4 separate regions of the Mus musculus genome follow, and regions 2, 3 and 4 are each linked to region 1. A link is a loop called in an ENCODE intact Hi-C map of the cell type or tissue named here. Cell type or tissue: heart. All regions are shown on one strand.

What was found. Peaks named below come from ENCODE experiments on the same cell type or tissue, not always from the same donor. Only the 100,000 strongest peaks of a DNase experiment are listed, where the experiment ranks them.
Region 2: a loop joins it to region 1, with 5 times the contacts of the local background. A loop is called at or near these places in 14 of 42 quality-filtered maps.
Region 3: a loop joins it to region 1, with 5 times the contacts of the local background. A loop is called at or near these places in 2 of 42 quality-filtered maps.
Region 4: a loop joins it to region 1, with 4 times the contacts of the local background. A loop is called at or near these places in 17 of 42 quality-filtered maps.

The regions. Positions count from the first base shown.
Region 1 is chr19:31,763,447-31,765,946 of GRCm38, forward strand. It overlaps a transcript of Prkg1 not described here. Among named protein-coding and RNA genes, the nearest start is that of Prkg1, 100 kb to the left of the region's middle. In heart, a CTCF peak has its summit at 993; DNase peaks (open chromatin) are centred at 145, 945 and 1,625; H3K4me3 peaks cover 2,500 bases; H3K27ac peaks cover 2,372 bases.
Region 2 is chr19:30,662,969-30,665,468 of GRCm38, forward strand. All of the region lies in intron 9 of Prkg1 (protein kinase, cGMP-dependent, type I), which reads right to left. Among named protein-coding and RNA genes, the nearest start is that of Dkk1, 110 kb to the left of the region's middle. In heart, a CTCF peak has its summit at 1,482 (motif pointing right); no DNase peak of the experiment used is centred here.
Region 3 is chr19:31,420,983-31,423,482 of GRCm38, forward strand. The region is part of intron 2 of Prkg1 (protein kinase, cGMP-dependent, type I); the gene reads right to left. Among named protein-coding and RNA genes, the nearest start is that of 8430431K14Rik, 210 kb to the left of the region's middle. In heart, no CTCF peak of the experiment used is centred here; no DNase peak of the experiment used is centred here.
Region 4 is chr19:31,967,072-31,969,571 of GRCm38, forward strand. No RefSeq gene overlaps it. Among named protein-coding and RNA genes, the nearest start is that of A1cf, 100 kb to the left of the region's middle. In heart, a CTCF peak has its summit at 1,088; no DNase peak of the experiment used is centred here.

The DNA.
Region 1 (2,500 bases):
AGAGGGAGGCGGGCATGAAGGCAAGCTTAATGGAATATTCAATATCCTGAGAAATGCACTTTCGGCCCTGCATTTCCAGAGACTAAAAGCCAGTAATGGGCTTTGGAGTCTGCACTTCCTCCCCCTAATGTCCACAGGGCTTTAACGCTGCAACCGATCGATCAGCCTCCTCCGCGAAGGCGGCGGCGAGTGGAGTGCAAAATCTTCCTACTGTGGCCAAAACCCATCCAGTCTCCTCTGAACACCCCGAAGAAGCTGCACAACTTTGATGTGAAAGGATTTGGCTCTTAAAATGCCTGGGAGGAAGAAAGTAGGGGGCGAGGTGGCGCCTAAAGAAAACCCTGGCCTTCTCTCCCTACCCCAACTTCGCTTTGCCCCCCTCCCCCGCACTGGTCTAAGCAGTTGCCCCTAACCTGCTTCATGCGCAAGGTGACCCAAACATCACCAACTTCTGGGTAATTAGAAGTGCCACTTCTAGAAGGAACAAAAGCAGAGCATATGAGCGCCCAGAGGTGGGGTTTTGTGGCATTCTCTTGGTGACATCACAGCTCCCCTGAAAGTGACCCTGTGGATAACCCTCCCCTTCCAGCCCTTGGCTGGAGGCTGGATCTACGCGATGGATCGCAGGCCCCGGTCCGCCCCAACGAGGGCTAGAGCCCTCTTGGCAAAGCTTACTCTCCAGACCAACTCTGTCCCTAAACTGAACTCGACCCCAGCTGGCTTCAGGTCACCCCGAGGCCTGAGTCCCAGGGTCGCCTCTGCGAAGCTGTCCAGGCCCGCGGACGGTCAGAGTTCTGCCCCAGCGTGGGCGCCCCGAGAGACAGCAGCCCGCGCCGTCGAGTGCGGGGTAGCAAACTTTCCGCGGTCCTTCTCCCCACCCCCCACGCCACAGGGGTGCGTCTCTGCGAAGTGCTCGCCTTTCCCAGCCCGCCAGAGACAACTACAGCACGTGATGCACAGAAACAAAAATAAACACTTCCCCTTCCCGGACCGCCTCCGCGAGCAGGGGGCGCCCTGCTCTGTCCAGGAGCCACAGCCCCCCGATCCTGATTGCTGCCCCCAGAAGCTCCCGGAGAGAGTGACCCCTGCCCCGCGCCGCCCTGAGCCTACCTCTCGGATTTAGTGAACTTCCGGAACGCCTGGCGCAGGTCGTGGAAGGACCTGTAGGTCTGCGGCTCCGCGGAGATGCCCTGCGCCCGGGTGGTCCGCGGGCCGATGTGGGTGGAGGGCACCGGCAGCACCGACTGGCATTTGTGGAGTTTCCTCTTCAGCTCCTGGATTTCTTCCTCCTTCTCTGACAGCCGCTTCTCCAGCTCTTTGATCCTCTCCTCCTTGAGCATGAGAATCTTCGCAAAGTCTTCCTCCAGTTCGCTCATTTTTATGGTTAAGCCCGATCCCCCTTCTAGAAACTTTTCCTGCCGAGACGGCGGCTGGGACGGCGGCAGAGGAGCGCAGTGAGCCTGAGACTGGGGCGCTGAGCCCGGAGCAGGGAGTGCAGCCCCGCTCCTGCGATCGCTCCTGCTGAATGGGCTGGAAGCTCAGAGGGGAGGATGAGGCGTCTAAAAGGAAGGAGAGGAGAGGCAGAGTGCTAATCCCTAGCGTCTCTGGGGAATAGGTGATTATCTTTCATTGAGAAACCAATTAGAGCCGCCCTTCCTCCCCTGAGACCCCCCCTCCCTCGTCCCCCTTTCCCAGTCGCTTGGTGAGAGTACGCGAGCGCGCCACCCCACCGAAAGAGCCTGGTTTCCACAGAGGGTTGGACCAGGGAGCCTGTGTTCACTCCATCATACTCTTCTATGCTATATGGTACCAAAAGAAGGGAGTGGGATAGGGTGCTTCATGACACTTGATCCTTGAAATAGCAACAATTACCATGTGATCTCTCAAGGATGACGCAGTGCTTGTAACTGGATCCTGCGGGGGGGGGGGGGGGGGGGAGGGAGGGAGAGAGAGACAGAGAGAGAGAGAGAGAGAGAGAGAGAGAGAGAGAGAGCGTGTGAATGTGTGTGAGAGAGGTTTCATATATATTAAACTGTCTTTAGAAAATAACCTAAAGAAATCCATCTTTTTTTTCCCACCATGTCCTTTTCTGCTATGCATGACTATGGACGTGGTCAGGAGATGCATGTGTGTGTTATCTGTTCTCACTGTGAAGTTCTGAGGCTGAGACTTTCTCTAAGAGGAATGCCCTACAGGGCGATAGTGATTGTGAGGTTTTGTAGCATTTAACTTTAAGTGGAAATTGTGGACTAACATGGTTGGGGTGGAGGTTGGATCAGCATATCACAGTAAGGCAAGTGTTTATAGAAAATTGAAAAGCTGTGCGTTGATTGCGAACAGTTTAAAGTCTGGATTTTTATTTAATCTACTCCAGTTGAATAGTATATATTGAGCATCCAAATATCATAGTCCCTAAGTGGCTACTGTAGCTGCTAAACTGGGGGCTCACCCTCCCAGTTCAGTTTGGGAACTGCAACTGTATTCATCTTTGTTTCTCCCT
Region 2 (2,500 bases), 1.1 Mb before region 1:
AGAAATGATTTTAGAGGCATGTAAGTGGGTGTGTAGAGTTTCTGTTTAGACAGAATGTTTGAACGTTTTAGGAATATTTCAGTCTATTTGATTCTTGAAACATGACTACAGTGTGACCTGAAAAAAAAAAACAACAACTTACGATCACATAAACACTAAGCGTTCACTTTCTTCTAAGGGCCACAGAAGACATAGCACCCAGACTATGTTAAATTCCAGACAGCTGGGAATTAAACCATCTAACCGAGGCACTTTGCGGAACTGGCTCTGATAGCCATATCTAATTCCAGGTGAATCGATCTTATTTTGAAAGGTACTGCCAAGAAAATGGGTGACTTGAGCTTCAGTAGACAGGTACTTTTCTCACTTGGAAATCCTATGCAGCTCTAGATCTTAATGTTCTGTCTGAGCAACTGGCTTGTAGCAGCATGCAAAAACCTAGGTGAAATCATGTCTCTGGGTTTCTGGCAGCTATGGTGTGGGTTTTCAAAATTCCATTGTTTTGAGAACTCCATACATAATCTACGTGGCTCTTCTTGTTTTAGTTCCCCTCCTAACTCCCCCTGTGTCCCTTACTCCTTCCCCAACTAATGACCACCTCTTATTTGGTTTTGGTACATGCATGCATATACACACGGCCTGCCAACTATATTTGCACAAGTATCTTGGAATTTAACCGTCTATCTGGGAGCACATCCCTAGAGAAAATGGAGTCTTCCTCTCCCACCTGCCATCAACTACCTTTAGCCCTTCATCTAGGGGTGGGACTACCCCCATGCACATGTTAGCTTAGACTGCTGTTATGAAGATCTTGCCCAGGCTCCACATTGGTGAGATTTCACTGGTGCAGTTTCCCTGTCGTGTCTAGAGAACGCTCGCAGCAGATGTCATTCTTATAGTCACCGAGAAGTGTAGCTCTTATTCTGCAGCACAAAAGGTTCTCCTTGCAACCGGTGGAGACTTTTATAGAGATACACATTGGTCAAAATATACAGAGACGTGACCTTGGCGTGTCCCACCATGACCAAAATATCTGCAACAAAACCCTTTCATCTAAGCTCAGGGAAAACTACGGAAGAAGAGGGGTGGGGGTCAAAAGATTGTATGTATTATCTTTAACACCAGACACAGGAGTCTGTTGAATGAAGCTAAGACTTGATGCCATCTATCCAGGAATAATTTATCTGAGTTAAACGAAAATTCAAGCTTTACTTTCTACACCTGGTAATTCTGCCGTAGAGAAATCCCATTCCATAATGATCAGCAAAACTGTCTACACTCCAAATCTTGTATCTTTGGAAACTGTCTAGAGGATTTACAAAGTCAACTGTCCTTTACTTCCTAAAGTTATACTGGGTAAGAGAAGAGAACATAATCTTGGGGACCCTGAGGGCAATGCTGCTTAATTTCCTATGATGTTGTCTTGGCCTGCTACATCTCATGGGTCGACGACGGTGAGTCACTTTTCCAAAAGCTGCCACTAGAGGGAACAAAAGCACCAGGTTTGTCGCAGCGCTGCGCCTGATAGGCTTTTCTTCACCCTGAAGATGTCCATTCCGACATTAAATTTGCACCTTGAGATCTCTAAATATTCAGCGCCTACCCTGTTGCCCATGTGTTTTTGTTGATGATATTATGAATAAGACTCAATGGCAATGTTATCCTCCTACTTGTACCTTCTATGGAAATTAATTTAATATATTTGTTCTCTCATTTATGTTTTGTATTTTAAGGTTTTTCTGTCAAAATACCTAAAACTTCAAACTTGCATAAGGCAATCATTCTCTTCTGAAACTCGTGAATCTACGGTGACATGTATCCAGCTCTTTTCCTATGATGGACAGAGAACATTCTAAAGTGAATGGAGGAGAGACACACAGAGGAGAACTTGGGTGTTCTCTTACTGCTTTAACTGTCTCAGTGCCTGTATCCCTCACTTAGCATAGGATGCACCGGGAGAGTCAACCACAAACACATCTTGTTTTTAGAATGGTGTACATCTTGAAAGTAGCATTTTTTCAAAACTAAAAATGTATAGCCTATCTAACATAAAATAATACATATGGTTGCACATACTCTTACAATATATATTAAAGGGATATATAACTCTCATGTGAAAGTCCTCGTCATTTGTCACCTTGTTCATTCTATCTTCCTATTATCTCTGTTACTAATTTTCCAAAACACAAGGCGAGGTAAACTGAGGGGCTAAAGGTATTTGCATGGTGTTGGAACTCTTAGGCCATTAAGGGACTGTGCAATCTAGCTTCCATACTAAAACTTAGATGCTTTGGTTTCATGTGACTGTTTAAGAACTCTGAAGTGTCTAGCTTCAGCTCTTATTTATATAGAAATAAAGATGGCTTCTATTATTAAATACGATTGTAATTCCTGTGCATTGGCCACTATAAGAATGTAGACAATAGTCTCATTTAATTTTTGTCTAAGCTCTGAGGAAGGGGTGCAGACATGTATGCATGTTCTCCATCTCGTCTAACTC
Region 3 (2,500 bases), 340 kb before region 1:
AGATAGAAGCTTATATATATGACAGAAAGTGATCTGGTTTTGAAGGCAATTTATTTTTACCCCCAGATACTCTCTTCTTACGCATATATCAACAAAGCTATGTTATGTTTTTAAGGAAAAAAAAACCTGGAACTTAACATTCATCTTGAAGTGTCTCTGGAGAAATTACTTGGATATTTCCTTCCCATTAATTTGATAATTGCAGGATATTAATAAAGAGAATCTTCTTCATGATTGATGAAGTCATGTCCCAGAAACCTATTTACTGTCATTTTTCATAATCTTCAGAAATGTGTCTGGAGACATTTGTGGAGTCACAGGGATGTCAGACCGTAGGCCCAGACCCTGTTGATAGACTAGTAACTCCATTAGTTGAAGAGCTGCCGCTTGAAAAAGATTAAAGCTGATTCGAAAACTGAAATGGGGTCAACAGTCAACTGCATTCAAACTTTTGCCAGTTTTCCCAACTAATTTAAAGTATGAATGGTAAACTAAATTGAAAATTTACACACCACCACATTACATATAAGAATCTGCATCACTGAATAGAAACTTATCGTAAACCCGCTCAACTGCTCAGGTCCCATGTCATTCCACAGCTCCAGGGCTGACATACACACTGACAATACAAGTGCCAAAGTAGGCAGCTCCCAACAGACGCCATCAGAAGGAGCCTGCAGCTGCTGAAGGTACTGAGTAACCTATTAACTTCAATCTCGATGATTGTCACTCATTTCTTTACTCCTTAAAGCTGAAGGAAAACAATGTCTAAATATCGGGGATCAAACATTTTGGATCCCCGGTGCATTGAAGAAAAGCAATGTTCATAGTAATGATTAGGTTGGAAGCATGGATTAGTGGTAGAATGCTGACCCAACATGCATTTAGGTCCTATATGACTTTCCTCTCTAGAACATAAATAAGTAAACAAATGAATGCAGAAATAGTTATTGTTTCAATAGTAAACTACTCGTGTTAAGGTTTCCATGCCGGTAGTACCTCCTTAACTGCACCATATATGGCATCTCTCTCATTCTTTAGTTACTTTTTCCAATTATTATTATTACCACTTTGCAGATGAGAAAATGCATACCTAATGAGTTGAACCATTAGTTTTAAATTAACTACCCAGTGATTATTCCTTAAATCGTATGTATTATTATTGTGTGTCTGTGAGTGTATGATAGGAATATGCATACATGCACAATGGCTCACACAGGACAGCTTTTTGAATTGGTTCTTTTCTTTCCCTTTATATGAATTCCATGAACGGAACTCAAGTCAATAGGCTTTCAGAGATAGAGCCTTGACATGCTGAGCCATCTCCCTAGGCCTAGCTGGCAATTATTAGAGGTAAATCCTGAAATAAAATCAGTTTATCTGATTTAAAAAAATTTTTTTGGTAATAGAATACTTTCAAGGAGCCTTCTAAACTTTTATGTTTTAGTCTCACTTTGTTGAGTAATTCTTTCATAATAAAGGGTTAGTTTTATGGTTAGACATTATCTTCACTGAACAACTGTTTTGATTGAGATAGATAGATAGATAGATAGATAGATAGATAGATAGATAGAGATAGATATATCCATAACACTAATATCTACTGACTAGAGTTTATGTACATTAAATAAGATAATATGTAAAGTACTTCTATCCATTCCTAGTATATAGTATCTTCTTAATGAATAGATAAAATTAACATATAAAATAACAGTAATACCCATTTATTGGGAATGATATAAAGAAAAGTTTATGGCAGTGTGCATGAGTTTTACTGAGTGTGTGTGTGCACATGTGTGTGTGCTTATGCATATGCATATACATGTGTGTGTTTATGCATGTGTGTATACATATGTGTATACACATGTGAGTGCTTAAGCATGTGTGTGTACCAGAAGACAATGTTGACCGTCTTCCTCTGTTGCACTCCATCTTGTTTTTGAGAAAGCCTTCCTCATGGAACATGGAGTTTTCCAGTTCAGCCAGACTAGCTGGCCAGGGAGCTCCAGAGATCCTCCCACCTCGGCCTCCCCAGAACTAGGGTTGCAGGCAGCACTGCCACACCTAGCTAGTTCTGTTTGTTTTCATATAGGCTCTGGGGAGCCAAATTTAGTCTTCACATTGGCATGGCAAACACTTTACCAACCGAACCATCTCCCCAGTGCCCTAGGAGTTTTAAAAAATAAGAAGAAAGTCATTTTTAAGAAAAATCTGTCAAATGTTGCTCAACATTCAAACTAATGCTACCGTGTCTAATATGCTTTCAAGAAATAATACTTGACCTTAGCTTTCAAATAATCTTCTAAGTAAATTAATTTTTTTAACCTTAATAATCCAATTCTATTAATGTTGATGATACAGATCTCAGGAAAATGTTCTTTGAGCATCACCCTCCAGAAAATGCTTAGAAACCGTGTTGTTCATAGGACAGCTGTCTAGTCGTTATTACTGCTCTTTCATCTACCTGTGTTTCTTCTGCTTCTTTTTTTCTTTCCTTTTT
Region 4 (2,500 bases), 200 kb after region 1:
AAGAAAGGAAAGAAAAATGAAAAGGGTTTCCCAATAGTCATAAAACTCATAACCAAACTTAGGTAAATGGAAGAAGAGGAACAAAATGAAATAATAAAAGGATACAAGAAAACCAATAGGATAAGTCAAAATATTACTTTTGGATGACCGCCCCATTTCCCATGGAGTCCCATGACTTGAGCTGTGTTTACCTTATGTTTCTTCTCTGCACCATTTGCTGTCTGTTTACACCCACTCTCCACTGTTATGTCTCTCCTGTGACTTTCTGATGCTCCTTCTCTTTCTTTGTCATAGCATCTGTGTTTCCTTGTCTAGACACTTCTTTCTCACCAAAGCACACACAGGCAGCTTTGCTTTCTTCATTGCATTTCTAAATCTTAGAAATTTAATTTTTAAGATTTAATCCATTTTAATTGTGTGAGAGGAGCTATGCACAAGTCATGGCTGGTGTCCATAGAAGCCCAAAATGTTGGCCTCTGTATGCTGGCACCTGTAGTTCTAGGTGATTGTGAGCTGCCTGATATGGGTGCTGGAAACCAACTCAGGTCTCTCTGGAAGAGCCATACAGTCTCTTAAACACTGAGCCATTTCTTTAGTTCCTGCTAGAAAGTTCTTAACAGGGCATAATCTCACTGTTTCTCCATAATGCATTACTCCACGACATGGACTGCCTGAAAGGTCAAGTGGCCTGAGTTCTACCCCCAGCCTCATTTCCAGTCTTGTCAAAGTGTGAAAGATGCCAGGTAGTCAGGCTCCTTCTTTGTAAAACGCAATCAAGGGTTCCCACACTGGAGCCTTAGGGTGGGTCACACAAATGAAAGAGCATCCCAGCAGGAATCGAGTGTAGGACCCAACTGGGTCAACTCTTGAGCAGGCTGAAGAATATATATTTCATCTAAACCCACTCAAGTTTAATTGAGACAACGGGAAATAAGACAGGTGCAAAATAAAAACCTCCCGACAGCCTGGGACTTTTCTAACTCAGGCCTGGAAGATCGCAGATGGCTCAAAACCCAAAGGCCTGTAACTGTCAAACTGACACCATGTGTACAGCAGAATTTATCTATAGAACTTAGATCAAGTGTGACATCCAGTGGCCTGTTTAGTTAATGACACTTAGATGCTTTTAAATAGTGGGGGAGTTCTGAGGTCTTTTGTCTTTTAATGGTGCTGATAAGATTTCAATCAACTGGAGAAAAGCAGCCAATGGTCTAGCTCCTAGATAGCAGGCAGGGCAAGAGGAACTTTCCTTATTAGTTTTATCTACAAGTCACAGTGCTGCAAACCAATAGCATCACACACACTAATACAAGAAAACAGGAAGCGATGTAGAAGCCTGCTCCTGCAAATTAAAATTTTTTTCAACAAAGTCTGACTACTGACATCATGCAACCTGTCGCACTCTGGGACTTTAATGCCCCTGTTCCAAGTTTCTGTTTCACCAATGTAGAAATGAGTTCTAAGAAGGTTAAATAATGCCAAAATGTAAAGAACTACATAAGGCTGGAGCCCATGGTCAGAAGTGCCCCTAAAACTACTCTTCAATTCCAGGCAAGACCTCTCAGACTTCAACTGTGGTCACAAGCATCCTTTGCCTTAATCTAGAGACAGTGTGTAGTTACTACTAGGCCTTCATTCTTGGAACTGGGAAAGTAGAAATGGGCACATTGCTTCAAGAACTGGCAACAAAAGAACAACAAAACAACACTGTTTAAAGTGTGTGTGTGTGTGTGTGTGTGTGTGTGTGTGTGTACTCCCAATTATCTAGGAGACAAGACATCTGAAAGCTTTTAAATTCCAAAGGTTTCTCCCTATATATCCTGGGGTAATAATTGGTGGCCACAGTGATAACCCTGTGGTCATTAAGGAAGATTACATTATTCTTAAAGTCCTATGTCTAATTAGATAGAAAAAAATACTTAATGTAATTTAGGATGGTTGAAAATGGAAGATAATGAGAGAGGATATCTCAGTATAATTAAATAGCTTGTCTTGAAGCCTGGCTTGGGTTTGCCATATCTAAATCCTTGAACATAATCAATAGGCCAGTCAAAAGCCTTCTCCTGTCTGGTCAGGTCTGCCATTATTTTTGGGTTTAGACACAATTCTGGACCCTGAAAACTATTTTCAATGTACACCACTTAATTTTCCCTAAGAAAACACACAGTCTCTTTCTGCTCAATATCAGAGCAGAGTCACATTCAAGAAGGGACTTGCGGAGATTTCAGTTCTTCACTTCTATTCCCCAAACAAAGGAGAAAACTCAAACAAGAAAATAATCTTCTCTTATACATGTGGTGGTAAACACATGTAATCTAACACGAGAATTCAAGAGTATTCAGGAGGCTAAGACAGAAAGATAATGAGTTTGAGGCTAGCTAAGCTACATAGTGAACTCAAGGCCAACCTGACCTACATCGTGAGTCCCTGGGGAAGGAGGGAGTAGAGAGAAGGGAAAGGGAAAGAATAGTGGGAGAGGGAGAGGGGGAGGAGAAAGAGG